2 separate regions of the Homo sapiens genome follow, and region 1 is linked to region 2. Evidence: read pairs that join two places in POLR2A ChIA-PET (ENCODE). Cell type or tissue: Panc1. All regions are shown on one strand. Each heading gives the region's core, and the rest is flanking DNA. Links, peaks and the distances in the headings are about the cores only.

What was found. ChIA-PET counts read pairs that join two places held together with the same protein. Peaks named below come from ENCODE experiments on the same cell type or tissue, not always from the same donor. Only the 100,000 strongest peaks of a DNase experiment are listed, where the experiment ranks them.
Region 1: POLR2A ChIA-PET joins it to region 2 with 6 read pairs; 2 of 35 experiments call an interaction of 5 or more read pairs at or near these places.

What each region holds. Positions count from the first base shown.
Region 1 is chr10:22,938,541-22,955,384 of GRCh38, reverse strand. It overlaps ARMC3 (armadillo repeat containing 3), which reads right to left. Exons shown (of 19, transcript NM_173081.5): 3 at 9,124-9,241. Among named protein-coding and RNA genes, the nearest start is that of ARMC3, 19 kb to the right of the region's middle. In Panc1, for the core only: no CTCF peak of the experiment used is centred there; no DNase peak of the experiment used is centred there.
Region 2 is chr10:22,795,811-22,812,654 of GRCh38, reverse strand. No RefSeq gene overlaps it. Among named protein-coding and RNA genes, the nearest start is that of PIP4K2A, 90 kb to the right of the region's middle. RefSeq lists enhancers at 999-1,588, 1,589-2,179. In Panc1, for the core only: no CTCF peak of the experiment used is centred there; a DNase peak (open chromatin) is centred at 7,254; H3K27me3 peaks cover 279 bases.

The DNA.
Region 1 (16,844 bases), core at 7,472-12,471, 140 kb before region 2:
GGTGCCTAGGACAGTGCCGGTCATGTAACAGACACTCAACAAATACTTCCTTGCATAATTAATTAGTTCTAGCCCTTTTTTGTGGATTTGTTAGAATTGTCTATAGATGTCATCACATTAATTTTATGTGCCAAAGCGACTGAGCTAAGGGATGCACAAATAGCTACTAAAACGTTTCTGGGTGTGTCTGCAAGGGTGTTCCTGGAAGAGATTAGCATTTGAATCTCTAAACTGAGTAAAGATGTGAGCTCACCAATGTGAGTGGGCAATATCCAATCTGTTGAGGGCTTGAGTAACAGAGGGTGTAAAAAGGAAAAATCCTCTCTCTTTTTGAGCTGGGACTTCCATCTTCTCTTGCCCTGGGACATCAGAGCTCCTATTCTCAGGCCTTGGAACTCTAGGACTTTACATCAGCTTTGGTTCTCTGGCCTTAGGACGCAGACTGAATTACACCCCTGGCTCTCCTTATTCTCCAGCTTGCACATGGTATTGTCGTGGGACTTCTCAGCCTCCACAATCATGTGAGTCAATTCCCATTACAAATCTTTTCATATATATCTACATATGTCCTATTGGTTCTCTTTCTCTAGAGAATCCTGACTAATACAATGCAAAAGATAACTGTAATAATAGAGAAAACAAATTGAGGAGGGGTGTTTATGGGAACTCTACTTCCCATTTTTCTTTTCTTTTTTCTTTTTTTTTTTTTTCTTGAGACAGGGTCTTGCTCTGTCACTCAGGCTGGGGTGCAGTGGTGTGATCATGGCTCTCTGCAGTCTCGACCTCCTCGGCTCAAGCGATTCTCTCACCTCAGTCTTCTGAGTAGCTGGGACTATAGGCAACCACCAACATGCCTAGCTAATTTTTTTTTTTTTCGAATTTTTTTGTAGAGATGGGGTCTCACTATGTTTCCCAGGCTGGTCTCAAACTCCTGGGCTCAAGTGATCCTCCTGCCTCAGCCTCCCAAAGTGCTGGAATTACAGGCTCCACAAGACACTGTGCCTGGCCTCATTTTTCTATAAACATAACATTGCTTACAGAAAAAAAGTCTAGAAAATTTTTTTAAAAGATATTCTACAAATTGTGAGAAAAATTCTGCAAATATATGTCTGATACAGAAGTAAGGGATGTATATCCAGAATATATAATTTCTAAAACTGAATAAGAAAACAACCAAATTTTAAAATATATGTGAACAAATGATTTGAACAGATACATCACCAAAGAGGATATACAATGACAATAAAGTACATTTTTCTCTCCATCATTAGTCATTAGGGAAATGCAAATTAAAACCGCAATGAGATACCACTTCACACCCACAAGGATTGCTGTAATCAAAAAGATGGACAGCATCAAGTGCCAGCTAGTGTAGAGAGAAACTGGAACCCTCATAAATTGCTGGTGAGAATATAAAACAGTACAAATCACTTTGGAAAATGGTTTGGCAGTTTCTTAAAATGTTGATGTACACCTACCATATGACCCAGGCAAACTGTGGTAAATCCATATAATGGTAGCAATAAAAAGAAATGCTACAATATGAATTAATCTCAAAATAATTAGGGTGAGTGAACAGAGCCAGATTATGTCATCTTCTATAAATCAAATAGAGATAGTTCTATCCCTTTTTCTAATCTGTGAGAAAGTTTTTAACTACAAATTTTCTGGATGCCTTCTATTTCTTTTCCTTGCCTGATTGCATTGGCTAGAATCTCCCATACAATGTTGAATAAAGGTGATGATAGCAGACATCCTTCTCTTGCTCCTGATCTTAGGGGAAAAGCATTCAGTTTTTTACCATTAAGTGTGTTGTAAGCCATAGGTTTTTTTTGTAGATATCTTTTATTAGGGAGAGAAAGTTTATATCTATTCCTACTTTGCAGACATATTTTATCAGGAGTGGATGTCAGATTTTGCCAAAAAGGTTGTTTTGCATGTATTAAGATGATCATATGGTTTTTCTTTTTTCTTTTAAAAAAATATATTTTTTTCTTATTGCTGCTGTAATAACAAATCTAGTGGTTTAACAACACAAATTTATTATCTTATGGTTTGGAAGTCAGAAGTCTGATATATATCTCAGTAGGTGAAATTCAAAATGTTGGCAGGGCTATCTGTGCTCCTTGGGAGCTAAACCCAATGGCAGAATCCATTTCCTTTTCTTTTCCAGGTAGCATTCCTTGGCTAGTGAGCCCCTTTCGTCTTCAAAGCCAGAAATCACGCCCTTCTGACCTCTGTGTCCACCATCATGTCTTCTCCAATTCTGACTCTCTTGCCTTCTTTTTTCACCAATAAGGGCCTTTGTGATTGTGTTGGCCCAACCTAGATAATCCAAGGTAATCTCCTCATCTCAAAGTCAGTTGGTTAGCAACCTTAATTCTATCAGCATTCTTATTTATCCCTTGTCATGTAACATACTATTTTCATAGCTTCCAGGGATTCTGATGTAGATATTTTGGGGTTATTTTTCTACCTACCCCACACGGTAAAATACCTTGATTAATTTGCAGTTATTAAATCAACCTTGCAATCTGGGAATAAGTCATTTAGTCATGATGTGTTTGCTTTTTTTATACATTGTTGAATTTAATTTGCTAACTTTTGTTTAGAATTTTTACATCTATGTTAATAAGGCATACTGACTTGCAGATTTCTTTCTTTCTTGCCTTTTGCTGTTTGGGCCTTTATACAGTAGTGGTGGCTTCACAGAATGAATAGGGAAGTATGCCATCCTTTTCAATTTTCTGAAAGTATTTGTGTGTAATTGGTATTATTTCTTCCTTAAAGGTTTGGTAGAATTCACCAGTAAAACCATCTGGACCTGGAGTTTTGTTTGTGAGAAAGTTTTTAACTACAAATTTCAGTTTTTGTAATATAGAGCTATTCAAGCTGTCTTTTTTTAGTGAGCTTGGAAATTTATGTCTTGAAATAAAATTGTCCACTTAATCTAAGTTGTAGAATTTATTGGTATTAATTTATTCATAATATTCCTCTTATCCTGTTAATATCTGTAGGATCTCTAGTGATGTCCCTTCTCCCACTCCTGATATGGATAATTTGTCTTCTCTCTTATTTTGTCTATCAATCCATCTCGAGGTTTATCATTTTTATTGATCTCAAAAAGCAGCTTTTCATTTTTATGGCTCATCAATTTTTTTGTTTTCTATTTCATTGATTTATACTGAGATATCTATTATATCCTTATTATTACTAACTTTTGGTTTAATTTGTTTTTTGTTTGTTTTTTGTTTTTGTTTTGAGATGGAGTCTCACTCTGTCGCCAGGCTGGAGTGCAGTGGCATGATCTCAGTTCACTGCAACCTCCACCTCCCTGGTTCAAGAGATTCCCCTGCCTCAGCTTCCCAAGCAGCTGGGACTACAGACGCATGCCACCACACCTAATTTTCTGTATTTTGGTAGAGACAGGGTTTCACCATGTTGGCTAGTATGGTCTCAGTCTCCTGACCTCATGATCTGCCCACCTCAGCCTCTCAAAGTTCCGAGATTACAGGTGTGAGCCACTGTGCCCAGCCTTGTTCTTCTTTTTCTAGTTTCTTAAGATAGAAGCTGAGATTACTGGTTTGAGACTTTCCTTGTTTTCCAGTATAGGCATTTAGTGCAATAAACTTCTCTCTAAATACTTTGAGTGGCACTTTTGCTGTGTTTTAATTTTCAATTCTGATTTTTGTTTTGATTTCTTCTTTGATTCATGAGTCATTTAAAAGTATGTTATTTATTTTCTAACTACTTAACAATTACCCAGAGTTTTCTGCGTTATTGATTTCTAATTTAATTCCATGGTGGTATGAAAATACATTTTGTGTTATTGGAATCACTTAAAATTTATTGAGGCTTATTTTATGGCCTAGAATATGATCTATTTGGATAAATGTTCTGTATCCACTTGAAAAAAAAATGTATACTCTACTGCTCTTAAAGTGTTCTATAAATATTAATTAGGTTAAATTCATTGATATTGTCAAATCCTTTATATCCTTTTATATTTTCTGTCACTTGTTCTTTTATTTATTGAGAGGAGTATTTAAATCTCCAGCTTTAATTGTGGATATCTATTTCTCCTTGCATTATTAGCTTCGTGTATTTTGAAGATCTCATATTTGGTACATAACTGTTTAAGATTTTTCGGCCAGGCGCACTGGCTCATGCCTGTAATCCCAGCACTTTGGGAGGCCGAGACAGGTGGATCACGAGGTCAGGAGATTGAGACCATCCTGGCTAACACAGTGAAACCCTGTCTCTACTAAAAATACAAACAATTAGCTGGGTGTAGTGGCGGGCGCCTGTAGTCCCAGCTACTTGGGAGGCTGAGGCAGGAGAATGGCGTGAAGCCGGGAGGCGGAGCTTGCAGTGAGCCGAGATTGCGCCACTGCACTCCAGCCTGGGTGACAGAGCAAGACTCTGTCTCAAAAAAAAAAAAAAAAAGATTTTTCACAGTCTTTTGATTAACTGATCCCTTTATCATTATAAAATGACCTTCTTTATCTCTGGTACTACTCTTTTCTCTGTTTACTTTTATAATATTAATATTTCTGTTACTAATGCTTGGGCTTTCTTTTGATTCATGCTAGCATGACATATCTGTTGTCATCCTTTTGCGTTATTTTTGTCTTTCTATTCTAAATGCACTTCTTGAAGGTGGCATGTGGTTTACTCTTGCTTTTTATCCAATATACCAATTTCTCCCTGATAATCAAGGTATTTAGGACATTTATATTTAATTTGATTTTTGATATGGTTAGATTTAAATCCACCATCTCGTTTTTTACATGCCCCATTATTCCATGTTTTCTTTTTTCTTCATATTCAGCCTTCTTTTCTATGTATTCTGTGAATATTACTGATTCCATTTTATTTCTTTCATTGGCTTATTTAATATTATCCTTTATTTTGTTATTTTAGTGGTTGCATTAGGGTTGCAGTATACATCTTTAACTTAACACAGTCTACTTTGAAGTGGTATTATGCCACTTCACATATGAGATCCTAACAATAGTATACTTCCATTTTTTCCCTTTCTATGTTGGGGCTGTTGTTGCCATATATTTTATTTATACATATGTTTCAAGTTGCACAATATATGATTATTTTTGTTTAATAAATTTGCTTTTGAAGTGATTCAAATAACAAAACATATATGTTGCCATTTCTAGCACTCTGTATTCTTTTTTGTAGATCCATGTTTCCATCTAGTGTTAGTTTCCTTCTGCCTAAAAGGCCTCTTTTTATTATAAGTAATAGTGTAGATCTGCTGGAAATAAATTATTTTAGCTTTTTATATTTGGAAAAAAAACATTATTTCACCTACGTTTTTGAAAGACCTTTTTTCTGGATATGTAATTCTGTGTTGAAAGTTTTTATTTTTCTTTTATTCTTTTAAGATTGTTGCTCTACAGACTTCTCACTTGCATAACTTCTGATGATAAATCATCCTTATTTATAATTTGTTATTATCTACTGTCATCCTTATCTTTATTTGAATGTAACATGTTTTTACTGATTCTGGCTTCTTTTAAGATTTTCTCTTTATCACTGATTTTAAGCAATTTGATTATAATGTACTATGGCATGGTTTATTTCATATTCTTTGCACTTGGGTTTTGACAAACTTTTTTGGATCCATGGACTTAGAGTTTTCATCAGATTTAGGGAAAGTTTGGCCATTATTTCTTCAAACGCTTTTTCTGTCCCTGTCTCCCTTTTTCAGAGACTCCAATTACACATATATTGGACACTTGAATTTTTCTCATACCTCATTGAATCTCTGTTCATCTTTTTAAAATCTCTTTTCACTGTCCTTCATTTTGGACAGGTTGTGTTACTATGTATTTAAGTTCATTAATCTTTTCTTCTGCAATGTCCAAACTGCATTAATCAAAGCCTATGTGTTTTTCATTTCAGACATTGAAGTTTTCATCTCTAGAAGTTGTATTTGGATCTGTCTTATAGCTTCCATGTTTTCACTTTCTAAACATATAGAATACAGTTGTAATTAATCTTTTAATGTCTTTTCCTGCTAATTCTAACATCTAGGTCAATTTGATTTACTCATTGATATATATCTTATTATGCGTTTTTTCTGCTTTTTTTCATGCCTGGTAATTTTTTTATTGGATGCAAGATATTGTGAATTTTACCTTCTTGGGCAATGGATATTTCTGTATTCTTAAGATTTTTTTCAGGGACAAATTAAGTTACTTGGAAACAACTTGATCCTTTCAAGTCTTGCTTTTAATATTTACTAGGTGGTACTAGAACAGTGCACAATCTAGGACTAATTATTTCTCATACTGAGGCAAGACTCCTCTGTGTATTCTACACAATGCTCCATGAATTCTGAAGTTTCTGCCTGGCTGATGGAAACAGGCATTACTCCTAGCCGTATGTGAGCACCAGGCACTGTTACCCCAATCCTTTGGGTGCCTCTTGTTCCAACTATTACCCTCACATGTACATGCTGTTCACTACTCTTCTAAATACAAGAATGAGACCCTTTACAGAGCTCCTGAGTTCTCCTTCTGTGAAACTCATTCCTCTCCTTTGCTCTGTCCTGAAAACTCTGAATACCTTTATTTCTCTGGACTTTCAGGTTTGTCTTCTTAACTCAGAGAATCCACCAGGTTACCTTTTCCAGTGCTATGGCCAAAAAGCTCTCTAAAGTCAAAAATCTGAGGCAATCATAGGGTTTACTTCCCTTGTTTCCCGTCTCTCAGTGGTCACTGCCCTTTATTGTCTGATGTTGATGGTCTTGTCAACTGTTATTTCATATATCTCGTTTATTTTCTTCATTGTTTCCACCAATAGAGTAAGTCTACTCTACTTTCACATATTGGGTCTGTTTCATTCATTGTTACAGGCAGTAGAGTGGTCCGTCATGGCCAGAAACCAAAGTCCTATCATTTTTTTTTTAATTTTAGAAAATACTACTAGTATAAAACATCAGACTTAAAATTATTTCTGTATTGATTTCATATGAAATACATGCCTATTTCTTCATGTCATGCAAAAAGAGATAACACATAATTAGATACACGTGACAGCCAGATGATGTATAATGACTCCGTAAGACTGAATGGGATTCATGCTGCCATAGATGCACAATCCAATATCTCCCTGAAATTTGACCCAGGATTCTACACCATCCACTCAAAAAGATATAGTAACTTCCAGAAACACTCTGGTTTACATCTGGATTCCCAATGATGACCTGAGTGACAAAGCAAGGTGAGTATTATACCCTTTGCTAATTGAATGATTTGTTGTTCTCTCATTCAGTTTCCAACACAATATGTCAAGTATCATTTATTTAAAACAAAATTGTCCCTATCTTAGTTTGAAATGGTTTATTAAAAAAAACCAGTTTAGTTACACTAAACTCTCAATTAAATTAATATTCTCAATTAAAATGTCATGCAACATAATAAAAGTCTAATCATTTGTAATAATATGAAGACTAAAATATAGGCATCTTGTATGTTTTTAAATCCTCTATGAATAAACCTTTCAGTAGAACCTGATGTGTAATATTTATAATTTTTAAATGTTTTATGTTTTACAACAATGTTAGTTTTACAGAAAAGTTACAAAGACAGTACAAAGACTTTGCACATACCTCAGACCCAGTTTCCCCTATTATTAACATTTGATATTAGTATGGTACATTTTTTACAGTTAATGAACTAATATGAAGACACTGTTATTAACAAAAGTACTTAGTTATTCGGATTTCCTTAGTTTTAACCTAATATCTTCTTTCTGTCCCAGGATCCTATGTCATTACTCATTATGCCTCCATTATGTGAATTTCTCAAACTTGCTTGTTGTAGATAGCCATGACAGTTTTGAGGAGCATTGGCTAGGTATTTTGTACCTGAACCGGGATTTGTCTGATTTTAAAAATCATTATTAAACTGGGGTTATAGATTTTTAAGAAAAATAACACAGAAATAAAGTGTCATTTTCATCACATCATATCAAGAGCACCTAATATTGATAGGACTTATCACAGTTGGTGGTTTGTTTTCTGTTTTTTTTTTTTGGTTGGTTGGTTTGTTTTTTGAGACAGGGTCTCTCTCTGCTGCCCAGGCTGGAGTGCAGTGGCACAGTCTCAGCTCACTGCAACCTCTGCCTCCCAGGGTCAAGCAGTCCTCCCACCTCAGCCTCCCAAATAGCTGGGACTACAGACATGTGCCATCATACCTGGCTAATGTTTCTATTTTTTGTAGGGGTGGGGTTTTGCCATGTTGCCAAGGCTGGTCTTGAACTCCTGGGCTCAAGTGATCCTCCCACCTCAGCCTCCCGAGTAGCTGGGACTAAAAGCATGCACCACTACACATGGCTAGTTTTTGTATATATATATTTTTATATATAGAGATGGGGCTTTGCCACATTGCCAAGGCTGGTCTCAAACTCCTGGGCTCAAGTGATCCACCCACCTTGGCCTCCCGAAGTGCTGAGATTACAGGCATTAGCCACCATGCCCAGATGTGTGGTGTTGATTTTGATCACCTAGCTGCGGTAGTGTTTGTCAGGTTTATCCATTGTAAGCTTATTTTCCCCATTTCTACATTGTACTCTTTGGAAATAAGTCACTCTGTACCTCTCCCACTCAAAGAGTCGGAAGTTACATTTCACCTCCTTGAAGTCAAGAGTGTCTACATAAACTATTAGGAATTCTTCTGCATAGGAGATTTGTCTCTTCTCTTCCATTTATTCACCCATTTTATTTATATCAGTATGGACTCATGGATACTTATTTTCCACTTGGATGATAAGCCAATACTGCTTTACTTTGTTGTTCTAATTGTTCCAGCCTTGACTATTGGGAGTTCTTTTAGCTTCTGTGACATTTACAATTTCTAAAACTACAATGAAACTTTCAGAATGACTGTTCTACCCAGTGACTAAATTACTCCTTAAGATTAAGCTAGGAACTCAGGAAGAGAGATTGCTCTTAGGTAATGCATTAAATAATATCCTGGTTGTCTGAAATAATTCATCCGACAGCAAGTAAGTTAAAGACTAGGAAGAAAAGTGCCCAAGAGGTAGTAAATATTTTAAGAAATTAATGAAACAGAAAGATAAACTGAAAAAAATCCAAACCTTTTAAAGCAAATTTATAAATGGCTTCACATGCTTTAGCCAAAATTTCCTCTTCTGGAGAATTAAGCATTAACACCACAGTTGCTGCTTTTTTGCTTTCAATCATTAATGGGTCAAACTGAAAGGCAGAAAGAAAACTATCAGTTTCACATATGAGCTTTAAAAATCACATTAAAAATGAATGGGTCTTAAAACTTAAAGAAAATGTAATCTTGCAAAAAGGATGTGGTCACTGCCCAATAAGTGCACTGCAAAGTTTTTCATTAAAAATACATCAACCGCTAGAGAAACAATTGTCAGCATTGGAATGCCTGGGGTATGGTGGGAAGAGCCAAATGTTTTGGAATCTGACAGGTCTAGTTTCTCAATTTAGCCATGTGGAATCAAATGAATTATGCTACTAGAATGTCAATTTCTTTTTCTGTTTGATGAGGATAATAGTACCTATCTCAAAGGTACTATCTCAAAGAAACAAGGAAAGGAGTAGAGGTCATGTATGTAAAGCACTTAGCACGTCATCTGGCACATGACAGATGTTTATCAAATGATATAAATGCTTACTCAATATACACAATCCTTGAATACCTGTATATATTTTATTCCATGACCATCTCAATAATCAATACTTGCTTTCCAACCACTAGACTCTAGAAAAGCAGGAAGTACATATGTAAAACAATAAAAAAAGCAGTAGAAAAGAGCATATAACAAAATGTAAAATTGAATAAAACCTGGAACAGGGGAAATGATAATATAGTCTAAAGAAAAGTATAGGACTCTAAGAAGACCTGTTTCCTGAGAATTCATGTGTTATTGAAATGCATAATTGAAACGAACTATTGTTCATAGCACATAGAGGCTTTCTGTGGTCAAGGAGAAAACAAATTATTACACTATTTTTCTTCCATTTCCAGAGACTAATGAAGGATGGAGTTCTGCTTGGGATAAAGGAAAAAAACTGTATTTCAAAGCTTTAGCTGGTTCTTTGTGTTGGCATTCCTATATAGACATCTTACTATGTCATGGAATATTTTTAAGATTGTTTCATTTTAGGTAGAGAATGGAGAAATATATTACTCTGATTACTCCAAGGAAACATGATTGTGTGAGTTTGGAAGAGTAAAGAAGAAAGAAGATAGCAAGAAACAATGACCTGAAAGGACACAGCCAGGATAAAATTTCCCTTTTGGAGGAGAAATGGCTGCTGAATTTTAGAACGGCATTGTCTAGCACCCAAAGTAAAGCTGCTGTTTTTCTATGGCTCCCACTATACTAGAAGCTATAAAAGTTACAAAAGTCTTGTTTGTTCTTAAAGCTCGTAGACCCTTTTAGAGAAGACAAATCTTCAGTAAAAAATCAGTTGTGTACAACAGGTTGGTGGCACTTGTGATTCTAGACATGATCCAATGAGAAAAGGTGGCCTCTAGCTGAGCAAAGAGGAATGGCTGGGATGCTGGCTGCAACACTAATCATGAGAGCAGAAGGCCCTGGAAATCCACAGAAATCTTAAGGGAGGACTTCTGAATGTAGTTAGGGTTTGGGGCTTGAGAACCATCCTCTTTAGGTATTAAAGGGTAGCCCCAGAATGCCCGAGGACCTCACATCACCCAAGTGACACATGTGGCTCACTGACCATGGTTTTTTTTAATCTGAAAAGTTAGGAAGCTGGAGTATGATCTCTTCCAGATATAAAATTCTAGGATTTTATGAAGTGCAAAACATATGGCAGAAACAATAAATACTATGATGAGAGTGGGGAAATTAATTTGAAACTGGGGTAAATAGAGAAAGCTCCATGGATGTGGTAGAACTTCAGATATGATTTGAAGAACAGATAAAATGGGATGGATGGCAATGAGAAGGGAGGATATGCAAATGGGGAAAATAACACAAGATGGTTTAAAATGGGAGTATTTGTTTATGGTGGATAAAATATTAGCTTGACCAAATAGAAAATATACAACAGGAAGCAGAAATAATATTGAATAATAAGAAGAAAGACCTCAGCAAATGACCTATACCTTTCCTTCTCCTGACTGCTTATTGAAGATAATCAACAAAGGTCCAAGGGAAAAGGATTGTGACTCTGGAATTTTATGTCTGGCTAGGTTGTCATTCAGATGTTCAGGCGTTCACAAACTCAAAAAGTATATCAACCATACACTCTTAAACAAATTGCTCAGGCAAAACCTCCAGCCACAACTTGGGAGGACCAAAATATAAAAACAACTGTGGTGGATCAAAAAATACAGTAAAATGTATTTTGCTGTTTAGCTTACTAAATGCTGCAGATGATGTGAATCATAATACAATTTTTTTTTTTTTTTTGAGATGGAGTCTCACTCTGTCGCCCAGGCTGGAGTGCAATGGCGCGATCTTGGCTCACTGCAACCTCCACCTCCTGGGTTCAAGCTATTCTCTCTGCCTCAGCCTCCTGAGTAGCTGGGATTACAGGTGCCCACCACCATGCCTGGCTAATTTTTGTATTTTTAGTAGAGATGGGGTTTTGCCATTTTGTCCAGGCTGGTCTTCAACTCCTGACCTCAGGGAATCCACCTGCCTCAGCCTCCCAAAGTGCTGGGATTACAGGCATGAGCCAACTCACCTGGCCAATGCAATTCTTAAGAAAGGATTCCTGAAGTGATGATGATTTATAAGGGAAAAAAAACTAATAATGGCTTGGAATTAAAACAGATTTTTTTTTTCAACAAAACAGGTAAAGAAAATTTTTGGTTTTAAAAAAAGAGGAATGTTGCCCAGCTATTATTTATTTTTACATATTAATGTAAATTAATAGAAAAAAATGCAGGTTAAAATGTGTATTTAATAGATACGCTACCAATAAGTAACCAAAGTTCCACACTGCCAGAAAGAAGGGAAAACAAAGGAAAATTGCTCAACTCAGAAAAGGGACAGAAAATACAAAAGAAATTACAAGATGAAAACATAGCAAAGAAAAACCACAACTTCAAATAAAATGATAGGAATAAAATCAAATAAGTCAATGATCAAAATAAACATCACTAGGGTAAATAAATCCAACTAAGGCTGTTAGATTGGATTAAAAAGCAAAATTGACTCTGTTTGTGTTATTAGGTATTTCTTCCACTTGATCTTCCAGAATATTAATTCAGAGCTCTCCAACTAAGGTATAGAACATTTCTAGTATCTTTGAAGGTTTCCTCACACTCCTTTCCTAAGCCACCCTGCCCCCATGAGAGATAACCATTATTCTGACTTTTAAAATAATCACTTAATTTTCCATTTTTGAACTTCATATAAGGAATCATACAACATTCACTCTTTCATATTTGGTTTCTTTAGCTCAGTGCAATACCTGTTGCAGTTCTTTCACATTTTTGCTTATATAGCTAAGTCATATTTCTTATGGCTATATAATGTATTCCAGTATATAAATATACCAGTTTGGGTTCTTTTCTTTCCAGTTTAAGGAAATCATAGGTCACAATGAATATTCTTTTACATGTCTTTTTGTGGATACATACATTTCTCTTGGGTATTTATCTAGGAATGGCATTGATGAGTCATGGGGTAGACATATATTTCCCTTTTGTAGGTACTGTCGAACAGTTTTCCAAAGTGGTTTTTATCAATTTACATTCCCACCAGTTATGAATGAGAGTTCCACTTGCTCTACATCCTCACCAACACTTGGTATTATCAGTCTTTTTAATTTGCCTTTCCAAAGCTCTTCAATCATAGTTTTAAATCCATCTGCTTTTCATAGTTATTGTAGCTGGAGAAATGCCTGCTGCTGCCTGCTACCACTATATCCTAGGCAGAAGAGAAGTGTTCTCATTACTTTTGAAAGTTCTCTCCTGTCTCTTTTACTAATTCTGACTCAGTAGCATCCATCTATCATTCAGCTTTGTCTTCTGCTATTATGCTTGAGAATACATTAATTTTTCTCTATCTGCCCATAGATGGGTTTCCTGCCGCACCCACAGTGTTCAGGCTCTGAGGGGTTCTTGGTAGCCAACCAGCAAGTGGTGAAAGATACAACTTGACTTTTTCAACTACTCCCACTACAGAGATTCTTCAATTGCATTTGGATCCCCAGTCCATTTACTCCCTCTGTTTTCTCTCCCTTTATCAGCTTTCTCCCTTATTCCCCTCTTAAGTTGCTTAGATTGCATGTTCTATTATCTGAATAACACTTCTGCTAAAGCATAAACCTCCTTGTCTCTCTGTCTTTTCATCAGATGAATCTTCTCAAACCCAAACCACAAGTGAACACTAGTATTTTCTTCTTTGCATTTATACCCAAGTGTCCAACCATTCTCAAAGAATGTTAAACTAGAAGAAAATTAGTATCATTATAAATTCATGACCAGCAATTGAGAGGGCCTCACTGCAAACCAGGTTTCTACATTTCTTTTGTAAACTTGATTTTTCCTTCTCAAAAGAACAAAATTATTTCAAACATTTCTACTATCCTTGAACATTTAACACTCTTACTTCCCCCTTTCTTTCCTCCTCACCCAGCAAAATTTTCAGAAAAAATAAAGTTACCAGATGGAAACTCCATCAACTTCCAACTTGCAGATTCAAATCTACCTATATCTGCACATGTTCTATTACATCAGAGAAAATATCCAAGGCCAATCCCTAATAGGTGCTTTGGCTTTTTAACTCATTCACCTTCATTAATTCATTTATTTAATAAACATTTATTGAATCCCTATTAAGTGCCAGACGCTAAGAATAGCACATTAGATAACTCAATCTCCTATTCTCACAGAATGGACACATTCTCATCTTACTTTATATTATTAATAATCTCTTCTGTCTCATGAGTAGTCAACTCCTCCCTGTCAACTAAATTCTTCCTTTACTTCTTTTGAATCCAGCTTACAGAGGGCCAATTTAGATGTAATACAATGCAGTAATTTTCAGTGTAAGTTTGATGAGTTTTGAGGAATGTATACATCTGTATAGAATTTTAAGAAACATACACATCTGTATAACCAACCATTCCAAGCAATATGTGAAAGTTTCCATGCCCCACAACATTCTCTCCTGCCTCATTGCAGTTGATTCCCCTCCTATGACTGGTCCCAGACAACCACTGATCTCCTTTCTTCCACTGCAGATCAGTTTCGCCTGTCCTATAATTTAGTAGTAATGAAATTACTACATAGGGACCCTTTGTGTACGCTTCTTTCATGTGGCAGAATATTTTTGAGATCCATGTTTCATGGATCTCATTTGTTTTTACCTTTCTTTTTACTGCTGAGTAGTATCCCATTGTATATCACGATTTGTTTATCCATTCAACTGTTGATAGACCTCTGGGTTGTTTCAAGTTGGAACCATTATGTATGAAAGTTGCCATGCACATTTTATACAAGTCTTGTTATGGACAAATGTTTTCATTTCTCTTGAGCAAATGCCCAGAAGTAAAATTTCTGGCTTGTCTGGCAAGTGCATGTTTAACTTTATAAGAAAATATAATTTTGGGTCACTGTAGCTCATGCCTGTAATCCCAGCACTTTGGGAGGCTGAGGCAGGAGAATCACTTGAGGCCGAGAATTCAAGACCAGCCTGGGCAACATAGTGAGACCCTGTCTCTACAAAAAGTGAAAAAATTAGCCAGGTGTGGTGGCATGCACCTGTAGTCCTAGCTACTTGGGAGGCTGAGGTGGGAGGATCGCTTGACCAGGGAGTTCAAGGCTGCAGTGAGCTACAGTCATACCACTGCATTCCAGCCTGGGCAAAAGAGTGAGACCCTGTCTCAAAAAAAGAAAAAAATACAATTTATTTTTCCAAAGTAGTTCTACCATTGGCATTCCTGCCAGCAATGTATCTGTATCCAACATAGTACTTTTATCTCTTCAGTTATTTAGGTCTTAGTTAATTTGTCTCAGAAATGTTTTATAGTTTTCAGCATATAGGTATTGATTTTATTTTGTTAAACTAGTGTCTAAGTATTTCATTGTTTCTTATGCTATCGCATAGCCTTTTTTGCCATCATGTATCTTAAACTTGTGTTATTAGGTGCATAACACTTAGGACCATTAAAAAATAAACCTTTGTATCATAAAATGTCCATCTTTTTCTCAGGCAATATTCTTTGTCCTGCAATTGTAATGTATTTCATTTGGTATTAACATAGGTGCTGCAGATTTCTTATGATTAGTGTTTGCATGGTATATATCTTTTTTCATGTTTTTACTTTTATGTGTACCTTTATATGTAAAGGAGGATTCTTATAGACAGGTGAGAGTTGAGTCTTGCTTTTTTACTCAGTTGGACAATCACTTTTTGTTGGAATATTAGGTTATTTATATCCAATGTGGTTGTTGATATGGTTGGGTCTTAATTGATCATCTTGCTATTTGTTTTCACTTTGTCACATTTGCTCCCTGTTCCTTTTATTCTGCCTTTTTTCAGTTGATTGGGTTTTTTTAGTATCCCATTTTACCTCCTCTATTAGCTTATTAACTGATTTTCTCCTGGTTATAGGTCACATTTTCCTTTTTTGCACACCTAACAATTTTGTATTGGATACTGGGCATTGTGAAAATTATGTAGCTGAGCATCTAGATTCTTTTGGGGGCTGGGGGAGGAGAAGTGTTCCTTAAAGGATATTGAATTTTGTTCTGGCAGGCAGTTATCTTACTTATGGATCAGGTTAATCTATTTAAAGCCCGTTTTTAAGCTTTATTAGGTAGGGCAGGACTAGAGAAACCTTTTCTATAGGGCTGGATAGTTTAGCCACACGACTATTAACGCATGACTTTTCTGGGGACTCTTATTAATGCCCCAGGTATTCAATAAGACCCTCCATGCCTTCCAAGCAAATTACAATGCTTCCCAGACCGGTGTGAGCTCTAGAGAGGGTTTGACTTAACGGCACCCTGAGAGTTGTTCATGCATGTCCTTTGCCAGGTGGAGTTCCACCCCATACAGATTAGACTTCAGAGAATCCAGAGGACCATTAACTGGATTTCTGGAGCTATTGCTGTATGTTGGTCTCTTCTTTTTGGTACTCTACCCTGCAAACTGCAGCCACCTAATCCTCCTTGAACTCTGATTTCTTGAAGCTCTTTTATTTTAAAATAAAAACCAACTGTCCTTAGATAGTAATCATCCTCTGTACACATTACCCTTCCTTGTCTTTCACAATCAAAAACCTTACAAATACTTACTTTTCTTACTCTAGCTCCTTGCTGCACATATCCAATCTTACTTTCACCCTCAGTGACTTACCAAAATAGTTCTCACTAAAGCCACCATCTGGGAGCACCATGTCACATGTCACCCAGGACTTCTTGAGAGTTTTATTTCATTTCTAAAGAAAATAATACAATAATACTTGAAACTATAGAGAGTTATGGTGTATTTAATTGTCAGGCCTCCATCTCTCTGGATACACTTTTTATTGTTTTTATTCATGGTGGTTTGGGGGTTGAAATTCCTTGGGCGACTAGGCTTGCTTGCTTGCTTTTCTTTCTCTTCTTCCACAGCTGTTATTTTTCTGAATTTAACACACTGCATTATGTCTTTGATTTACATGTCTATTTCAGTATGTTGTACTTCCATTCACTCCATTGCTCAGGCTTGATCTCTCAACTTGTCCCCTTCTCACACTCCACGTCCTACCCATCAGCACATCCTGCCAGCTCGACCTTCAGAGCTCATCCTCACTCTGGCCACATCTCATCTTCTTCACGGTGACTTCCTGGGTCCAAGCTGCC
Region 2 (16,844 bases), core at 4,888-9,887:
TCCTTAGTCTTCAGCCAGCTGCCACCATGTCCCAGAGCATGCCCAAGAAGCAGCACCAGGGCTGCAGACAGGAAACCTGCCCTTAGAAAGAATAACGCCCACTAAGAGATGAGAAGGGCCATCTCTGTGTCTTGCTGGATTGTGAAGTGATTGGAAAGCCATCAGCCTCCTGGGTTCCAGATGCCTACCTGAGCCAACTCCTGGGATGTAGTTGTTTCCACCTGACTTCCTACCTGCCAGACCCTTTTCTCCTTCTTGCCATAGATAGATACAGATTCTCTATAGCTTTCCAAATGTTATCTACCCTAGAATTTGACCCACTTTATTCAAACTTCCTATGCTCTAGTTTAGTCCCTAAGATGGGCTCTGGGACAGCACAGAGCCTACTGGCCAGTTGCTCGCCTGCTTTTGCCTAAGCATCGCTAAGACGGTAAGCCTTCAATATCCAACTGTGTACATCATAACCTCTCCAAGGACAGGGCCTCAGCTTTTCTATGTCTTTGTCTTCCTAACCACTCTTAGCTCAGGCCTTTGCCTGTAATAAGCACTCAGACCATCTTTGTGGATTCAGTCACTTCCTGAATATTTTTTTCAAGACACTCATAGTTTCATAATTTATCTGCTAACAATATTTTTAACTTTTCAAGAATAGCACTGTCTATTCATCAGTTAATATCTTTCAACATATCTCCATCTTCAGATGGTTTTATTTTTATTATTTATTGTTTGTTTGTTTTTGAGACAGAGTCTCACTCTGTTGCCCAGGCTGGAGTGCAGTGGCATGATGTCAGCTCACTCAGCCTCTATCTCCCGGGTTCAAGCAATTCTCCTGCCTCAGCCTCCCAAGTAGCTGGGATTACAGGCACCTGCCACTACGCCCACCTAATTTTTGTATTTTTAGTAGAGACAGGGTTTGACCATGTTGGCCAGGCTGGTCTTGAACTCCTGACCTCAGATGATCCACCCACCTCAGCCTCCCAAAGTGCTGGGATTACAGGCATGAGCCGCCATGCCCGCCTTGGATGGTTTTAAAGTCTACTCCCAATCCTCTTCATCTATATAATCTCCATTAATTCAATTGTTCTCTGATTTATCTTAGTATTTGGAGCACATTTTAAAGCAACTTTTGTAGAAATCACACTGGGATCATCTATATTCCAGAAATAAGCATATTTGACATTTTTTAAATTAACTTCTACTAGATTACTAAATTCTCTTTTTTTTTCTGCCAAGTTCTCTAGATGTTGCTTCAGTATCTCACATTCCACTGTTGGGGAGGAGACATCTCAAGCTAAGCTGGCTTTAGTTCTCGTGGTGGTAATATCTTCCTAAGCCTTCCCTTCTCCTACTTCATGGAATGATAGACTGAGTGTCAGCCACGTGGCCAGGCTGGGGCCGAGATTTCCTAGGCCAGAGTCCACTAAGTGCTGGTTTAGCGTTGAAATGCTGAGAAGAGAGAATAGGAGCACCTGGAGAGAGAAAGCAGGGGCCCAGGCTGGGATCCAGGAGCCAGATGTCTCAAAGTCTGGAAGAGGAAAACATGTGGAAAAGCAGGGCAAAATCTGGCTTACCACCCAGCCTGGCAGGGCCAGGAAGGCATCCTAGTCCTTCATTTCCTGAGCCAGCAGGTACATGAGACAAAAGTGGAGGAGCCATCCTCAATTCAAAGGCTGTGGAGTTAGAGAGATTAAGATCCTTTATAAATTTAAACGTTTAACTACAACACTGCTGTGGTTTGGTTTGTCCCTACCAAAACTCATGTTGAAATTTGATCCTCAATGTGGCAGTGCTGGGAGGTGTTTGAGTCATGCCGGGAGGGGACTTATCCCTCAATAATAGATCAATGCCCACTAATGCCCTCCTGCTGGGGTGAATTCTCACAGGAGTGGATTGGTTCCCATGAAAGCAGATCGTTAATGAGTCTGGCTTCCTCAGTCTAACTCTCTTGCTCACTCTCTTGCCATAGGATGTCTTTGCCCACTCCAGCTTCCTTTCCACTGTCCACTATGAGTGGAAACAGCCAGAGGCCCTTACCAGATATAGATGTGCAGTCTCGAACTTTGCAGTCACCAGAATCATGAGCTAAAAAGCTTTTTTATTCTTTATAAATTACCCAGTCTCAGGTATTGTTATAGCAATACAAAATGTATTAAGACAAATAGGTACTTCATTTTTTCATTCTTTGTAACATGTGGTATATTTTCTCTTTTTCTATTCCTTATCTCTGCCCTGCTTATGATTACCCACCTCAAGCCTTTGTTCTTGGATTTTAGATCTAAATTTTAAATGTTTTTAGATTTATAAAAGATTTGTTTCCCTGCTCACTTTCATTTATCATTTCTGATTATTTGGTCTATTTACTTTTTTAATAACAATAGTTTACAGATTGGCAGCACTCCATAATCTATTTTTTAAATCTGTCTCTTTATTAAAAATATTTGCTTCAGAATGCAACGAAAACAAAAATAAATAGATGGGACCTAATTAAACTAAAAAGCTTCTGCACAGCAAAAGAAATAATCAGCAGAGTAAACAGACAACCCACAGAGTGGGAGAAAATATTTGCAAACTATGCATCTGACAAAGGACTAATACCCAGAATCTACAGGGAACTCAAACAAATCAGCAAGAAAAAAAACAAATAATCACATCAAAAAGGTGGCTAAGGACATGAATAGACAATTCTCAAAAGAAGATATACAAATGGCCAACAAACACATGAAAAAATGCTCAACATCACTAATTATCAGGGAAATGCAAATCAAAATCACAATGAGATATCACCTTACTCCTGCAAGAATAGCCATAATTTTAAAAAATCAAGAAATAACAGATGTTGGCAGCGAGGTGGTGAAAAGAGAACACTTTTACACTGCTGGTAAGAACGTAAACTAGTACAACCACTATGGAAAACAGTATAGAGGTTCCTTGAAGAACTAAAAGTAGAACTACTATTTCATCCAACAATGCCACTACTGGGTATCGACCCAGAGGAAAAGAAGTCATTATATGAAAAAGAAACTTGCCGAGTGTGGTGGCTCACACCTGTAATCCCAGCACTTTGGGAGGCTGAGGTGGGCAGATTACTTGAGGTCAGGTGTTCAAGACCAGCCTGGCCAACATGGTGAAACCCAATCTCTACTAAAAATACAAAAAATTAGCCACACATGGTGGCACACGCCTGTAATCCCAACTACTTGGGAGTCTGAGGCAGGAGAATGGCTTGAACCCAGGAGGTGGAGGTTGCAGTGAGTTGAAATTGCACCATTGCACTCCCAACTGGGTGACAGAGCAAGACTTCATCTCGTCAAAAAAAAAAGAAAAAGAAAAAGAAACTGCACACTCATGCTTATAGCGGCACAATTCACAATTGCAAAACTATGAGACCAGCCTAAATGCCCATCAGCCAACAGTGAATAAAGATAATGTATTATCTATGATACCATGGAATACTACTCAGCCATAAAAAGGAACAAAATAGTGGCATTCGCAGAAAGCTGATTGGAGTTGGAGACTATTATTCTAAGTGAAGTAACTCAGGAATGAAAAACCAAACATTTTACGTTCTCGCTTATAAGAGGGAGCTAAGCAATAAGGACACAAAGGCATAAGAATGATATAATGGGCTTTGGGGCCTGGAGTGAGGGCAAGAAGGATGGGAGTGGGGTGAGGGATAAAAGACTACACATTAGGTACAATGTGCACTGCTTGGGTGATGGATGCACCTAAACCTCAGAAATCACCACTAAAGAACTTTTCCATGCACCAAACACCACCTGTTCTCCCCAAACTATTGAAATTTTAAAAGAGAACAGTAGAGCAGGTAATTACGTATAAAAACAATATAAAACAAACAAAATACCAAAACAGCCTACCTCCTAGGATTGTTATGAAGATTTATTGAAATAATATATATGAAGTGCTCCAAGCCTGGCATATAGTAAGTACTCAATAAATACTCTTTTTAATGTAAATAAATAAATAAAAAATATTTACTTCAGAAGAAAACACAGGAAAATATTCTTGTGGCTTTGGGTTAGGGCAAAGATTTTTTAGATGGGGGATAAAAAGCACAAACTATAAAGGAAAAAAACCTGTTAAATTGAACTCCATCAAAGTTAATAATGTTTGCTTCTTGAAAAATACCATTAAAAAATGAAAAGACTTCATTTTGGGAGGCCAAGGCGGCCAGATCACTTGAGGCCAGGAGTTTGAGACCAGCCTGGTCAAGATAGTGAAACCCCGTCTCTACTAAAACTACAAAAATTAGCTGGGCATGGTGACACATGCTTGTAATCCCAGCTACTTGGGAGGCTGAGGCACGAGAATCACTTGAACCCAGGAGGCAGACATTGCAGTAAGCTGAGATGGCACCACAGTGAGCTGAGGGTGCACTCCAGCCTGAGTGACAGAGCAAGACCCTGTCTCAAAAATAGAAAAGAAAAAAAGAAGAGACAAGCCATGGATTGGAAATCTGTATTTATATATGAATATAAAATAAACATAGATATGACAAAAGATTTGTACCCCGAATATAAAAAGAACTCTTAAAACTCAAGAAGAAGAATACAAATAATCCAAATGGAAAAAATGGGCAAAAAAAGTTTTGACTACACATTTACGAAATAAAAATAAATGAATGGCCAAGAAGCACACAGAAAGATGTTTATTTAATATCATCAATCAGTAGAGAAATACAGATTAAATCTAAAATTAGACAACAAAATGCATCCATTAAAATGGCTAAAATTAAGATAACACCAAGGGTACATGAGGATGTGGTGTGACTGGAACCCTCATCTATTGATGGTAAGAATGCAAAATGCTGCAAATCTTTGGAAAAACAGTTTGACAGTTTCTTTAAAGTTTAAATATGCATTTACCATATGCATGTACCAACATACCAATGTACCGACATTTTCATCCCTGGATACCTACCCAAAAGAAATGGAAACATATGTTCACGTAAAGACTTTCATGTGAATGCTCACAGTAGCGTTATTCATAATAACCTCCAAAATGGAAACAGCCCAAATGCTTACCTATGAATAAACAAAATGTGATGTATCCATACAAGGGACCCAGCAATAAAAAGAAATGAACTACTAAAATGAACAACATGAATGAATCGCAAAAACACTTCTGCTAAGTGAAAGAAACCAGACACAAAAGAGTATATATTGTATGACTTCATTGATAAACACTTCTATAAAAGCAAAACTACAGTGACGGAAAGCAGATTACTAGTTTCCTTGGGCTAAGGACTGAAGTGGGGGTAGAGACTTACTGCAGAGGGGCTCAAAGGAAGGTCTGAGAGTGATAAAACTGTTGGAAACCTTCTTGTGATTATAGTTGCACAACTGTGTGCGTTGACCAAAACTCATCCAACTGTATACGTAAAATGGACAATTGTAAATGACTTAGAACTCAATGAAGTAAAAAAAAAAAAAAAAATTCCTTCACAATCTAAATCATTTCCTTAAGCTAGTTATCTACACATGGTAGAGTTTTCTACAGTGTTAAGTCTGCTTTTTATTGCTTTTGATTAAAGTTTGATCTCTGTGTGTGTGTGTGTATGCATGTGTGTGTTCCAAATATCCTCTTTCATTGAGAACTAAAAGTATTAACTAAATTATTCTTCTGTTTCATGAACAAGTCTGTGTCATAGGGGGAAAGGTTTTTCTCTAAGCATTTATAAATTTACTGGAGAATTTTTCCAGAATTCCATTTGTTTTCTCTTTTCTCATTCTAGAGCTTGATGTGTTGCTCTTTGATAACTATGAGAGGCTCTCATAGTTGAAAGGCTCTCTCCAAAGCCTGCAAGTTTGGAAGGAAAGGCTGAGGGCGCATGGAGGAGTAGGTCTGTGAAGCTTGGGACTAAAGAACACCAAGCAGAAAGCAGGCCCAGGCTGGAGGATGGGACACCACTCCCCTGAAAATGGACAGCAAGACTCCTCCGAGTGTGGCCAAAGAACATCCAAGCAGGGCAGTGCTTTTCAAGACCTGTCACCAGACTCAGAGAACAGAGATTGGAGCTGGTCAAGGTGAGCTTGGGCCAGGGCGGGGAAAGGGAAGACAGAGGCAAGGGAAGGTGCCGAGGCAGCAGGGGCTGCCTTTAATTTCCCCGGAGGGCAGAGAATTGGAGACATGCCTATAGAATCTGGAACAGTTTCAGTTCTTCTGCTTCTCACAGTGGCTACTAGACATTCTTTCCTTTCCAGATGGACACATCAAAGGCTGGGAGAGGAGACTTCTGCTCTTCCCATGCCTTGACCCCTCTTCTAAGTACTCCAAGCACTCTCTGTTGGAGCTCCTGAAATCCCTAAGCAGGATGAGTTCCTTGATGAGATCCCAAGGTACACATGTGCTTAAGGAGACTTGTTTTTTCAAAGAAAAAAAAGACAACAACAATGTGAACAGTGTCCTTACATCTCTAAAAATTTTTTTTTCCTTTGGTTCTCTTCATGTGGGCAATATATTCCTAACAAAGGGATAATGAAATAACTAATTTTCTGAGTTGCATCTTAGGAGCATCTGCTATTAGAACTGGCCTGCTAAAATCTCATTCTTCCCTTCTAAATTCTGTCTTCATCTCCATTCCTGCCTTCTTTCTCATTTCTTACACCAAGTAATTGTACCAGGATGCACCCTGGTACAGGTGCATTCACTGCAATGTTCTGCTCTGGAGGACAGAGCCCACGTTAAAGGGCATCTGTGTGTTTTCAATGCATCTTGTCCCTTTAGTGACCATTCCTCAGCTATTGCTAAGTTTCATTTAATTGAGCTGGAGTCATCATCTGGGAAAGGCAGCGAGACCAACAAGAATACGAAAGCCTCTCAATAAACCTTCAAATGTAGGTGGGAAGGGAGAAATAGGACTGTATTAGAGGATAATTTCAGAAAGTAGGCAGGAACAAAGGACTTGCAGAACAAACAGACTCCAAGAGAGTCATGTACGAAGCAGCACCTGCTGATGACTGCAGAAATGAAGAGACGGTTATTATCTGAATACTCCAATAGACTGGCATATTGTTCTGGCCCAGTGCCAGGCGCACGTGATGATCTGGCTAGGATTATTAGAGCTCTTCTGTTAAAGCACAGATCACATGTGTGCTGAGAATGTGTTCTTTCTCTGGATTTGAGGTGACAGACAGCCATATCACATGCCATCCCTTTTTCCATCCTGATTCCAGCCAGGCAGTAAACCAAATCCTCACCCAGTCTGTCTCCACCATGTGGTTTCCCTAGCCAGCTGAACAAAATATTTTCAGAATGTGGAATGTAAACAAAGTTCCTACTGTTAGCAATTCTGTGTCATTTACTTGTGGTTTATTTTATTTTACTTTAAGTCACATTTAAATTCAAAAGATTGCCAGCCTGCATGATGCATGTAAACAAATCAGAAATATAGATTAGAATTGCAACTGATTAGTTAGCTGTGAACGTGTCTGTTCAAATGGAAGAAGGGAGAGGAAAATCTATTATGCTCCTGGGATATTGCGTCTCCAAAGGAAATTCATTTGTGAGAAGGGCTTTAAAAGCAATGACTTCCGTCATTTGTGTTTTCTACACACTGGTTACTGTAAAAGCTAATAGAATACCTAGGCGGAATCTCTGCTTGGGCTCACGTAACACAGCTTCACAAGGAAACACAGGGAGCAATTGCAAGAGGGAAAAGGAAGACCTGCAAATACACCTTAGCAGACGGTGATCACAAAATATGTGTCCCTCGCACTACTGGAGATGTTTTTCAAGAAAATTCTATTTTCCAGGTTTCTTATTTTTGATTGTTTAAAAGTATATGTCTACAATGCATGATGCTGAATGATAAAGGTTGTATGAACCTTCTGATATTCACTAACAATCTGAATCAAAGTCGGGCATGGTAGCCTCAGCCCTTAGGGAAGCCAAGGCAAGCAGATTGCTTGAGCCTTTTAGTTAGAGACCAGCCTGGACAACACAATAAGACCCTGTCTTTACAAAAAAATAAGAAAAAAAAAATTAGCCAGGAGTGGTGGCATGTACCTGTAGTACCAGCTACTTAGGAGGCTGAGGTGGGAGGATCACTTGAGCCCAGAAAGTCAAGGCTGCAGTGAACTATGATCACGCCACTGCACACTACTGTGGATGACAAAGTGAGACCCTGTCTCGAAAAAGAAAAAAAAAAGGAATCCAAATCAAGATTTGCCTTTGTTTATACATTTCATCTAAAATATCCTCTGTCTTCCAAATCAATAGGGAGCTAAAGTGGGCATAACAACTTTACTATTAGGTAAATATTAGTAAAATATTTACCCACAGACCTACACGAGTAATGTTTTCCTAGCACAGTGCCATGAACTATACATTTTCTAAAATCTTGTTGACACTTTAATTACACCATCCACCTTGTTTATATTATTTGGAAGCTGGTAAGCTAATGTGAAAATTAACTGAATGATACATTTCTTTGAGTTCTTCTTGGTATCTTCTGAATTGTGGTCAAGTAGCAATCCTAGGACCCTAGATGAGCCAGGCAGCAGCAGACGCAGATGCCGGTGAACTCACTGCATTTCATCTTCAGTACTACCTTCTTCACTCAAAAGTAATGGCTCACCCAAGGGGTCTTATTACACTTTCTCAAGTTATAGCAGCTGTATCTTGATTCACAAAAGAATCTTCCTCAGAATAAAGCCCCGTGGAAAAAGGTTGTGTGCCCTACAAGATTAGGCACCTGGAGGATTGGAAGAACAATCACCTTGAACCACACATTATTTGGATCATTTGGCAAAAGGAAAAGCAACTTCCTCTAACGGGTGAGATTTGAAAAGTTTTCATCAGAGAAGGAGAAATAGATAGCTCAAGAATGGGAACTTAAGTCATGCGAGAGGTAAGAGAGAGGATAATCTGTGTTTTGAGATCAGTGGCTCTGCAGATAGATTTTGGTTCCAAGCCTGAGCATTCCTACATAGAAGAGTAAAACTTCATTCTTAAATAAAGCCCTGGAGCCAAATAGAACATTCCTGCAGGGTGACAAATAGAAGCTTAATCTTCCCATACATTTCTGATTTCTTTTATAAACAAAAATTTCAACTCAATCTTTCATTAATTTGTTCTGAAAACAAATCATTTATGATCAGTTGTGGAATATTTATTGTCAATCTTGTTGAGTTACTGTAGCACATTTGTCTATGTTTTCTGTGTCCAGAATCTCCTATTTTTGGCTGTATGCCCCACTTTTTGTTTCTTATAGTGCATGCATGAACAATATGGAAGTCTGACTTTAATTAGGCATTCACTTGTAAGCCACATCTTGAGCATTTCATTGAGAACTGTTTTCATTGTGAATAATTCTTACTGAAAGAAGAGTGTTGCTTAGCTCTAACTTGAATCTCCTTGATCTAAAATTAAAACCATGCTTGTCTATTTTATTATGAGGAGAAACATTCATGCTTCCTACTTATAATTTCAACTTGGCTCATAGAAGAAATGGCAACTACCTACACCCCATCAAAGAGTTTTGGGGAGGGATATTGAAGAGCTTGACATCCATTTGACTGCCTTTCACACATGATGTAGTGTTTCTACATCTGTTTTGCCCAATCGGTTTTGCCCAAATTCTTCATTTCCTGATAGACTAGAAGAAACCATGTTCTTTGCTGCTTCCTGTGCCCTGAGTGTGACAATGTGCAGTAAGACCTACTTGGTACTCCTCCCCCAAGGGTACTCTAGGGACTGGAAATATTAAAAAAAAAATTGGTGGGCCAGGAGCCCTACTTTGGCCCCTAGTTGGAATTACGTATCCCTAACATTTTTCCTGCACTGGAGATTTAAAAAAGCGGGAGAGAAGATTTGTTGATCTGGCCATTTTACGAAATGTGCCTGTTGATCCCCATAAGATAGGTCTGCATTGAGTGCATCCATCAGAGGTTGAAGAAGGTAGATGTTGCAGCCTCCAACATCTAACATCTATATATTGTTGGAGAGATTATCGTTCTTATAATTGTTGTACATGCAAAGTAAGGCTGAGTTAGCCCTCAACGAAATCTTGACTGTGCACCCACAGTGTTAGGCACTTTGTGAGATCCTAAAGAGAACAAGCCCGGCTGGGTGTGGTGTCTCACGCCTGTAATCCCAGCACTTTGGGAGGCTGAGGCAGGAGGATCACCTGAAGTCAGGAGTTTGAGACCAGCCTAGCCAACATGGTGAAACCCCATCTCTACTAAAAATCCAAAAAATTAGCCGGCCGTGGTGGTGGGCACCTGTAATACCAACTACTCGGGAAGCTGAGGCAGGAAAATTGCTTGAACCTGGGAGGTGGAGGTTGCAGTGAGCCAAGATTGTGCCACTGCACTCCAGCCTGGGCAAAAAGGCAAGAAGGGCAAAACTCCATCTCAAAAAACAACAACAACAGCAACAACAAAAAACAAACCCTGCTTTCTAGCCCCAAGATTTATCTCCGTTGATTCAAGCAACTTTACTATTATCCTTAGGCATTAGTTTATAAGATATTTATAATTTGATAGCTTCCCTTGTGGATATTTCTAGTTTCTAAAACATAATTCTGAGTGTGCACAGAGAATTCTGCTAGGGTCTCATCAAAATGAAATATGACTTCCTGATCTTGCAGAGTCAAAATTTTCCAGTTGTGTTAAACTTTAAAAATAGCTTCTTTCTCTAAACAACAGGCCCCTCTTTGGCTGTTAGTATAGCATCTGTGAGTAGATCATGCTCTCTGCCATTCTCACACTTCTAGAGCCATCCAGCTGGGAACTGCTCTCCCTGACTCAAACACAGATGGGTCGTGCATCTTACCACTTGAGCCACCTATTTTGCTATTTAGTTAAAGAACAGCACACAGGTCCAGGGCAGAGCTATTGAAGAATTTAGATTAAATGTTACTGGCTGGTTCACACTGTAGTGCTGTATAGAATTTTGGGTATTACAATGTCTCCAGTGTTTTTTTTTTTTCAATTTTTGGTAAAATGGCTTGAAGTTATATTGATAGCACATTATGATACTACTCTGTCCCAGCTCCCTAAAGCATTTTTCTGTTAATTTGGTTTTCTGCTTCTTCTATTAGTTCATCAGTGGGTAGTATTCTCTTGGGCTGAATATAGTAAAGTGTTCAGGGTGAATGTAGAAAAATTATTGTTCTGTCTCAAAAGCAATTGACACCCCTTGGAAAATCTATCAAGGAACTCATAAATAAGATTCATGTTTTAAAATTTGAAACAGAACATATACCATTCACATAGTATTTAAATTAATAAAAGAATACAGGCCGGGCAAAGTGGCTCACACCTGTAATCCCAGCACTTCGGGAGGCTGAGGTAGGCAGATTGCTTGAGCCCAGCAGTTAAGACCAACCTGGGCAACATGGAAAGATCCCATCTCTACAAAAAATACAAAAATTAGTCAGACGTGGTGGCACACACCTGCAGTTCCAGCTACTCAGGAGGCTGAAGTGGGAGGATCACCTGAGCCTGGGGAGGTTAAGTCTGCAGTAAGCTGTAATTACACCGCTGCACTCCAGCCTGGGTGACAGAGTGAGATTCTGTCCAAAAAAAAGAAAAGAGAGAGAGAGAGAAAGAGAGAAAGAGAGGGATAGTATATTTGATTTCATAAAAACAACCAATAGTCTGGGTTTGGCAGCTCATGCCTATAATCTCAGTGCTTTGGGAGGCCAAGGCAGGAGGCTCACTTGAGGCCAAGAGTTCGAGGTTACAGGAGCTGGAATCATGCCACTGCATGCAAGCCTGAGTGACAGAGCGAGACCCTATCTCTAATTTTTTTTTAAACACAAATAATCAAAATGTAGGCATTCATTCTATATTACGGACTATTTAAAAGACCCAGAGAGAAGAAGATAGAAAAGGACAAATTATGGGGAAGACCAGGTGGTGAAAGAGATACAGAGAAACCCAAACAAAGACAGGGAAAAGAGAGAAAGATAAGCTCAGATAAGCCAGGAACGTAAAGCATAACAGCCCCAAACTATGGGGTTTTAATTTGTTGCTACCAAACAATGAAACATTTGCACAACTAGAGTAGAAGTGAAGAAATTATCCTTGGGGACTTCATGCCAAAAATAGTCGAGAAAGAACCTGAGGGCCAGTGTTCTCCCACTCCTGATTTAAAGAAAGAAATATTAGAAAACAGAACAACTGAGTGGGCAGTATTTAGGGATGAGGATCATTTTAGAGAGGAGTATCAAATAGGAGTTTGAAAGGGAAAGAGTTAAGTCACAAGAAACAAGGGTGTTGCTTTAAGCTGGTTTCTATACACCCTATAATCAGCCTTTCCTATGAATCTGAAGATACACAATCTAAATGTGGCAGAAAACCCTTCAGTGAAAACACAACAGTGATTCTGGCTGATCCAGAGTCCTCCCCCACCCCACCAGTGAGCCTCCCCATGTCACCCTGGTTCCCTGATAGAGTGACTTCTGGAGCCCCAGGCTCTCCTTTTTGTAGACATCAATGTGGCTATGGTAAGATGAGATACAGAAGGTGCTGGAGCCAATTCACACTGACTTGTGAGAACCGTGTATTAGTCCATTTTCATGCTGCTGATAAAGACATACCCGAGACTGGGCAATTTACAAAAGAGAGGTTTAATTGGACTTACAGTTCCACATGGCTGGGGAAGCCTCATAATCATGGCAGAAGGCAAGAAGGAGCAAGACTCATCTTACATGGATGGCAGCAAGCAAAGAGAGAATGAGGAAAACACAAAAGCAGAAACCCCTGATAAAACCATCAGATTTCGTAGACTTATTCACTATCATGTGGACAGTATGGGGGAAACCACCACCATGACTGAATTATCTCCCACCAGGTCCCTCCCACAACATATAGGAATTATGGAGCTACAGTTCAAGATGAGATTTGGGTGGGGACACAGCCAAACCATATCAAACCCATGGTTAAATGTAGCAGAATTTGGAGAACTAGCTATTAAGCCACCATTATTAAAAATTAAATTGAGCCAGGCACAGTGGCTCATGCCTGTAATCTCAGCACTTTGGGAGGCCAAGGTGAGTGGCTTGCTTTAAGCTCAGTAGTTCAAGAGCAGCCTGGCCAACACGGCCAAATCTGTCTCTACCAGAAAACACAAAAATTAGCTGGGCATGGTGGCACACACCTGTGGTCCTAGCTACTCAGGAGACAGAGGCTGGACAATTTCTTGAACCTAAGAGGTGAAGGTTGCAGTGAGCCAAGATTGTGTCACTGCACTCCAGCCTTGGCAACAAAGTGAGACACTGTCTCAAAAAAAAAAAAAAAAAAAAAAAAAAAAAAAACTAAATTGCATAAATGTACAATTAAATAAATCATATTAATAGCAAAGGTAATAAATATTCAAAATTCATCATTTCCTGGTTATTTTCCTACTTTTAACTACTACCTATGCTGTCATAGTTATTTACATTTATTCTGCCTGTTCAGCGGAAATACTACACAATGATGACTTCCCATCTCCATATGAAGTGACATGATACTGGTAGCTTGAAATTAACCACAGTGGGAGTATTTACACCACAGAAATCAGCAAAAGCTACACATCAGTGGTTCCCCACCCCCCGCCCTTTTTTCATTTTAGAGACTGAGTCTTGCTCTGTCCCCCAGGGTGGAGTGCAGTGGTGCAATCATAGTTCGCTGCAGCCTCAAACTTCTGCGCTCAAGCAATCCTCCTGCCTCAGCCTCCCAAGTAGCTGAGGCTACAGGTGCTTGCCACCATGGCCAGCTAATTTTTTGTAAAGATGAAGTATCTCTGTGTAGGGCTTTTTAATTTCTCAAAGAACTAAAGGTTAAACATTTACCAACACACCACCAAATGGAAGGGAGAGTAAACTGCCATTGTTTTTACTGCAAATGTAAAAGTTGCTGTTTTCTATGAAGATAGAAAATAAAGAACAAAGAGGGAAAGATGGGAGTTACCAATGTCCCAGGTGTGCATTAATTATTTTTCCACCGTCCACTGCATCATGTTTGCTACCATCCCTATTGGCCAAAACAAGTCACATGGCCAGCCCAGAGTGAACACAGGCAGTCATGAACACCTTGGGACCATTCTCGAAATCAACACATTGCCCAAAAAACCAGAAGTACTAACATTTTGTTGTTTCTTCTATAGCATTTCTCCAATATCCTCTCATCTGTGGAATAGAACAGCTGTGAACTTTGAAAAAGAAGAATAAAAATCAATGTGGTGTGCATATGTGCATGTGCGCACACGTGTGTGTGTGTTAGGGAGAGATGATTTCTAAGAAGAAAACTACAGAGAATGCTAATTTAAAATGGGCACGACCGAATAGGCACATCTTGCCAGCTACGTATATCATAGATTCCTCCTGGGCACATACTGTCTTATCCTTCCATTTTTCTCCTTTCTTAATTACTCAGCACTTAATTATGTCTCTGTAGAATTACAGGTGACCAATAGATAGTTAGATAGGTAGGATGGATGGATAGATACATGGATAGATAGATAGATAGAGAGATAGAGAGATAGACAGATAAGTAGATAGATATTGTCCTTACATATAAAATATTTTCACTCAGTTTATTCAGATATAGTCTAAGATCTCAGGAAGTATTTGCCTGTTTTTTTTTTTTTTCTAAGACAGTTTCACTCTGTCATGCAGGCTGGAGTGCAGTGGTGCAATCATGACTCACTGCAGCCTTGAACTCCTGAGCTCAAGTCATCTTCCCACCTCAGCCTCCCAAGTAGCTGGGACCACAGGTGTGCACCACCATGCCCAGCAAATTTTTGCATTTTTTATAGAGATGGGGTTTCACCACATTGCCAGGGCTGGTCTATAACTTCTGAATTCAAGAGATCCACGTGCATCAGCCTCCCAAAGTGCTGGGATTACAGAAATGAGCCATCACTCCCAGCCCCTCTTTCTTAAAGACTAAAAACTTTAAAACTGTAGACCCATTAAGTCACATATATATGCACCTCATGAGGGTTGGGCCCAGGAGAAAGTAACTACCTGCCCATGTGATGTATTTTGAAGGGTATTAGGAAACCCTCCCTTTTTTTTTTTTTGAGATGGAGTCTCGCTCTGTCGCCCAAACTGGAATGCAGTGGCGCAATCTCGGCTCACTGCAACCTCCGCCTCCCAGGTTCAAGTGATTCTCTTGCCTAAGCCTTCCAAGTAGCTGGGACTACAGGCATGCGCCACCATGCCCGGCTAATTTTTTTATTTTTAGTAGAGATGGGGGTTTCACCATGCTGGCCAGGCTGGTCTCGAACTCCTGACCTTGTGATCCACCCACTTCAGCCTCCCAAAGTGCTGGGATTACAGGCATGAGCCACCGCACCCGGCCTGGAAAACCCCTTACTGCCCAAATACTCGTTCATTTCCTCAAAGCACAAGATGCATGCTTAAGAAAACTTCAAGTGAAACTTTCATCAAAGAGTTTTACACCCATATACATATATACGCACACATACATATGTATATAATGCTGCTATATATGTGTGCGCATATATATATATATATATGTATGTATACATACACACATACATACACATATTTTGGCTGAAGTCAGACCCAATAAAATATGCACGAACTATGCACTTGGGTTGAGGCAAAAAAGGTGAGTAACAGAAGCACAGAGAAAAAACATTGAAAAGGGATGTAAAAAGAGTTTTTTAATATAACCTTTCCTTATTGTAAAATTTAGCTGAAGTTAATTTACAAGTTAACTGATAGTCTGTTAACTGATAGTGATTTTCCTGGGGTGCACATTGATGCCTGTGATATCCCCCATGTACCATGTGGGTGATGTCGTTAATCATGGCCACCAAAAAGCACACTTGGTTCTCTAGAGGCTGTTATTTTGTCCAGTTGTGTTTTAGGGCATTGCAAGAAGATCTGGTGTTCATCCCACTGTGGGTGAAAGTGCTGAATTAGCAGCTGCTAGTTCAGGATTATTATTTATTTCTAGCATTGCCTTTTTGCCACCACTACAATGGCCCTTTCAAAATAAAAATAACAATCGGGAACTTTATTAAGTTTTCTCCTTTTAAAAATCTTTACTTTGGGAGGCCGAGGCAGGAGGATCACTTGAGCTCAGCAGTTTCAGATCAGCCTGGGCAAAACAGTGAGACCCCATCTCTACAAAATAAAAATCAGCAGTGCGTGGTGACAGGCACCTATAGTCCCAGCTACTTGAGGGACTGAAATGGGAGGGTCGCTTGTGCCCAGGAGTTTGAAGCTGCAGTGAGCCATGTTCACGTCACTGCACACCATCCTGGGCGACAGAGAAAGACTCTGTCTCAAAAAATAAATAAAATGAAATATTTAGATTATCAAATTATCTTCTAGTTTCTCAAAAGGTGAAGTTAATGACCCTATCCTAACTTTAGTCCATTTCCCTGGTATCTATCACTTAAAAGAAGGACCTCTTTCCGTAAACTAATATCACTTCTTGCCTTACCATAGAAAAGAATGTAAACTCAGGTTTCTAGTGAAAAGACCTTTATTTTTGAAGACTGAAGCTAGAAAGTCCTTCCTTTAATAATGTCATCTGTATCTTTCCATTTTCTAATAAGAAAGAGGAAACAATTTTCTGGGTCTTTTTTTGCTTACATTTATTCTGAGTTAAAACTTATTTTATCTTTGAACTACTCGTGAAGAAAAAGGCTGCTTAAGTCAAAAATCAGCAAAAATCTGAGGACGATTATGTGGCAGTATCTAAGATAAGAGTTTTCAGCAAGTTCATGAAAATCCACTTACTTACAATTAATGTAAAAATATAAATACATATTTTTACATTATGTAAATGTAAAATGGGAACGTAAAATGATACAGCATCTTTGGAAAACAATTTGGCAGTTTCTTCAAAAGATAA